Linked DNA regions of Homo sapiens: region 2 is linked to region 1. Evidence: read pairs that join two places in POLR2A ChIA-PET (ENCODE). Cell type or tissue: PC-9. All regions are shown on one strand.

Region 1 (2,500 bases):
ACTCCCAGAGTGCTGGGATTACAGGTGTGAACCACCGTGCCCTGCCTGGATGGGGATAGTTTTGTAAACTATAGAGTGCCCCCAATTTTTAGTAAAGTTACAAAGAATTTTCACACATTTTGAGTTTTATGGAGCTAGAATGCACATCACAAATACACCTATTTGAAGTGTACAATTCAATTTTTGTGCTAGCATGAAAATTTTAGTGCACTTTCATGACCACAAAAAGAAACTGCATATTCATTAGCATTCACTCCCCATTCCCCCTAGTCCTTCTTTTTTTCCCTGGGCCATAGCGTCTGGCCAATGAAACGGATTTTTGTGCTAGCGCGGCCACAATCAGTACTAGTACATTTTCATCACCCCAGAAAGAACCTCTGTATTTATTAGCATTCACTCCCCTTTCCCCGAGTCCTTCTATAGATTTGTGTATTCTAGATATTTCATATTTTATAAAACACCTTCACACATTTTTACTTGACTTCCAGGATTTTTCTTTTCTCTCTTTTTTTTTTTTGAGACAGAATTCCGCTCTTGTTGCCCAGGCTGGAGTGCAATGGCGCGATCTCGGCTCACCACAACCTCTGCCTCCCGGGTTAAAGCGATTCTCCTGCCTCAGCCTCCAGAGTAGCTGGGATTACAGGCATGCGCCACTACGCCCGGCTAATTTAGTAGAGACGGGGTTTCTCCATGTTGGTCAGGTTGGTCTCGAAGTGTGATCCGCTCAAAGTGCTGGGATTACAGGCGTGAGCCACCGTGCCCAGTCCAGGAGGATTTTTCTTTGTAAGAACCTTTTACAATGATCTGTGGGGGTCCATCCCTCCTATTTTACAGGAGAAAATAGACGGTTATCTAGGCTTTGTGAGTGCCAAGTTCGCACGCGGCTTTCGACTCCGTGGCTACATTGTCGGGCCGGGATTTCGCGATTTCGAGGAGGGATGCTCGGCCTCCTCCTACTAGCGTGGTTGGGGCCTCGGCCAGGGCCGAGTTCCGCGGGGGAGAGCCCCAGGGTTCTGCCACCGCACCGTTGACCTAGAATGCACGTGGGGACAGCCAAAGGTCCAGTCTCCAGTCTCGGAACCCGCGGGCCCCCGAACACGTCTGCCTGCTTGGTCTTCTTTGAACCCAAGTCCCACCGCCCACCAGGATCCTAATGACGCCGGCCTGGGGAACTCCCACGCACGCGCCGTTCAAACGCCCCGCCCTCCGCGGCCCAATCACCGCACACCTTGTTTGGACGTTCGACCAGAAGCGTCCTATCAGCGAGCGCGATCCTAGAGACTGACCAGGATCCGTGACGCCCGTTCGGGTGGGCAGTGCCAGTGCGCTGAAGGGCAAGCCTCAGGGGAAGCTTGTTCCTTATTTAGTAAGATTAGCTTGACTAAGGGAGCGAAGGGCGTCACACTGCTTTTGGAAACAGGTGGTGAGGCTGGCGTCGCCATGTTTTCTAAGGGACTTTCTCAGGATCAGATCCAAGAGTGGTCCTTTAGGGCTTTTTTTTTTTTTTTTTGAGACGTTGTCTCGCCCTGTCACCCAGGCTGGAGTGCAGTGGCGCGATCTCGGCTCAGTGCAACTTCCGTCTCTCGGGTTCAAGCAATTCTCCTGCCTCAGCCTCCAGGGTAACTGCGATTACAGGCTCCCGCCACCACGCCAGGCTAATTTTTGTATTTTAAGTAGAGACGGGATTTCACCATATTGGCCAGGCTGGTCTTGAACCCCTGACTTCCAGTGATCCGCCAACCTCAGCCTCCCAAAGGGGCTTTTAAATGTAAGGGCCGCGCAGGGGCTCCGGGTAGGGCATGAAAGGTTGGGAGGGGCCCTAGCCATTGTCTTTTTTGTTATTGTTAAGGCTGACTTTTTTTAGGCTGTCGCCCATTCTAGAATGCAGCGGCGTGATCTTGGCTCACTGCAGCCTCGACTTCCCTGGCTCAAGTGATCCTCCCACCTCAGCCTCCCGAGTTGCTGGGACCACAGGTGCCACACCGCGCCCGCTTAATTTTTTTTTCTTTATATATATTTTTTTGTAGTGACGGGGTTTCGAACTCCAGGACTCAACGGAGCCTCCCATCTCAGACTCTGGGTGAGATTATAGGCGTTAACCATGACTCCCTACCCAGTATAAACTCAAACACACCAGGCGCAGCAGCTCACGCCTGTAATCCCAGCACTTTGGGAGGTGAAGGCAGGTGGATCACCTGAAGTCAGGAGTTCGAGACCAGCCTGGCCAACATGGCGAAATCCCGTCTCTACTAACAATAACAAAAATTAGCTGGGCGTGGTGGCAGGCGCCTGTAATACCAGAGATTCAGGAGGCTGAGGCAGGAGAATCGCTTGAACCCAGGAGGTGGAGGTTGCAGCCAGCCAAGATCGTGCCATTGCACTCCAGCTGGGGCAACAAGAGTGAAACTCTGTCTCAAAAAAACAAAAACAAAAGCAAATAAAATATTGCTGGGCGCGGTGGCTCACACCTGTAATCCCAGCAGTTTGGGAGGCCAAGGCG
Region 2 (2,500 bases), 540 kb after region 1:
GCAGCGAGACCTGAGGCCAGACGGAACTACAACATGTACCATCCACGAGAATTGTACCCGTCCCTGGGGGCCGGCTACCGCCTGGGGCCCGCCCAACCTGGGGCCGACTCCAGCTTCCCACCCGCCCTAGCGGAGGGCTACCGCTACCCCGGTGAGCGTTGGGACCAGCTCCTGGGTAGGAGAATAGGGGGGCTGTGGCCCTCGGCTGGCTCCTCATTCTTCCCCGGCTTCCAGAACTGGACACCCCTAAACTGGATTGCTTCCTCTCCGGGATGGAGGCTGCTCCCCGCACCCTGGCCGCGCACCCACCTCTGCCCCTTCTGCCCCCTGCCATGGGCACTGAGCCGGCCCCATCAGCTCCAGAGGCCCTCCATTCCCTCCCGGGGGTCAGCCTGAGCCTGGAGAACCGGGAGCTATGGAAGGAGTTCAGCTCTGTGGGAACAGAAATGATCATCACCAAAGCTGGGAGGTGAGGGGCTGGCCAGGGTCCGTGTTTCTGGTGGGGGTCTCTTGGGAAAGGCAGAGTCCCTGGGGAGGGGGCTAGGACTGGGTGGTTCCCGAGGGGCTAGAGCTCTGCCTAGGCCTAGAATCTGACTATGGCCTGGGGCAAGGGTTACTCTGTGGCAGGAATCAGGAGTCACTCTGTGACAAGGGTTAAGGGCCAGTCTGTGGAGTCTGTGGCTGAGTTTAGGGACCAATCTATGGCAAGGGTCATGGGTCAGTCTGGGGCAGGGTCAGGAAGTCCCTCTGGGTTATAGGTTAGTGTGTGGCTTAGACCAGCATCCAGACAAGGACAGGGGGTCAAGGGCCAGCCCATTGACCAGCATCAGGGAAATCTGGCCAGGATTCGGGATCAGTATGCAACTCGAATAGGAGTCAGTATATGACTAGGTCCAGGGTCACCCTAGAGGCAGGGACACGGTCAGTGTTTGACCTTAGATGAGGTCTTTAGCTGGGGCAGGAACTCAAGCCCTAGCATGGAAAGTCCTCGGCCCTACTGCAGGCAGGGTATATTTTTTCTAAAGCAAATTCATCTAAGAGCTGCAGATTCTGGTGCTGGAGATCAGGGGAGGAGAGGAGGGTGGGGACAGGAAGCTCCTAGCAAGAAAGTTAGTCACCCCTGCTTCTGCAAATAGGCTTTGAGGGGTAGGAGTCATGGCTCTGTTCCTAACCTGCTGTGTGACAGATCACTTAACCCGTCTGTCCTGTTTCCCCAAATGTAAAATGAGACAAGAAAACCTTCCAGCTCTAAGATTCCGCCCTCTGGCTTCTTTTTTTTTTTTTTTTTTTTTTTGAGATGGAGTCTCGCTCTGTTGCCCAGGCTAGAGTGTAGTGGCACGATCTCGTCAGCTCACCGCAACCTCTGCTTCCTGGATTCAAGCGATTCTCCTGCCTCAGCCTCCCGAGTAGCTGGGACTATAGGCACACACCACCACACCCGGCTAATTTTTGTAGTTTTAGTAGAGACGGTGTTTCACCATATTGGCCAGGCTGGTCTCAAACTTCTGACCTCATGATCCTTCCACCTCGGCTTCCTAAAGTGCTGAGATTACAGGCATGAGCCACTGCGCCTGGCCCTTTTTCATTTTTCAGAGACAGTGTCTTGCCCTGTTGCCCAGGCTGGAGTGCAGTGGTGCAATTGTGGCTCACTGTAGTCTTGACTTCCCAGGCTCAAGTGACCCTCCCGCCTCAGCCTCTGTAGTAACTGGGACTATCAGTGTGCACCACCATGCCTGGCTAATTTTTTAATTTTTTTGTAGAGATGGGGTCTTTCTATGTTGCCCAGGCTGGTCTTGAATTCCTGACTCAAGAGATCCTCCCACCTTGGCCTCCCAAAGTATAGGGATTAGAGGTGTGAGCCACAGCCTCCAGCCTGCCCTCTGGGTTCTAATTCCACCTCCTTTGATGTTTCTCTGACAGCTCTGGGGAGCCCGTTGTTATGTCCCGTTACTGGTGCTGGGCCCACCCCTGGCCAGTGGGTAGCTCCAGGCCTCTCCTGTCCCCTCCCTTGCACAGGCGCATGTTCCCTGCCTGCCGAGTGTCAGTCACTGGCCTGGACCCCGAGGCCCGCTACTTGTTTCTTCTGGATGTGATTCCGGTGGATGGGGCTCGCTACCGCTGGCAGGGCCGGCGCTGGGAGCCCAGCGGCAAGGCAGAGCCCCGCCTGCCTGACCGTGTCTACATTCACCCCGACTCTCCTGCCACTGGTGCACATTGGATGCGGCAGCCTGTGTCTTTCCATCGTGTCAAGCTCACCAACAGCACGCTGGACCCCCACGGCCACGTGAGGCCCAGGCTGGGACTCCAGGATAGGGTTGGGGGGTGCTGGAAGGGAGGCCAAGGGTGAGGCGCAGGGCAGGGAATCACTCCCATTTCCTCCCTCCCAGCTGATCCTGCACTCCATGCACAAGTACCAACCCCGCATACACCTAGTTCGGGCAGCCCAGCTCTGCAGCCAGCACTGGGGGGGCATGGCCTCCTTCCGCTTCCCCGAGACCAC

What was found. ChIA-PET counts read pairs that join two places held together with the same protein. Peaks named below come from ENCODE experiments on the same cell type or tissue, not always from the same donor. Only the 100,000 strongest peaks of a DNase experiment are listed, where the experiment ranks them.
Region 2: POLR2A ChIA-PET joins it to region 1 with 16 read pairs; 5 of 35 experiments call an interaction of 5 or more read pairs at or near these places.

The regions. Positions count from the first base shown.
Region 1 is chr16:30,633,180-30,635,679 of GRCh38, reverse strand. No RefSeq gene overlaps it. Among named protein-coding and RNA genes, the nearest start is that of PRR14, 17 kb to the left of the region's middle. RefSeq lists enhancers at 312-1,262, 1,263-2,214. In PC-9, no CTCF peak of the experiment used is centred here; a DNase peak (open chromatin) is centred at 1,269; H3K4me3 peaks cover 2,282 bases; H3K27ac peaks cover 1,518 bases.
Region 2 is chr16:30,088,727-30,091,226 of GRCh38, reverse strand. TBX6 (T-box transcription factor 6) reads left to right here. Exons shown (of 9, transcript NM_004608.4): 2 at 1-151; 3 at 235-469; 4 at 2,017-2,284; 5 at 2,388-2,500. The coding sequence starts at 34. Among named protein-coding and RNA genes, the nearest start is that of TBX6, 1.9 kb to the left of the region's middle. RefSeq lists an enhancer at 1-839. In PC-9, no CTCF peak of the experiment used is centred here; a DNase peak (open chromatin) is centred at 1,156; H3K4me3 peaks cover 1,060 bases; H3K27ac peaks cover 1,867 bases.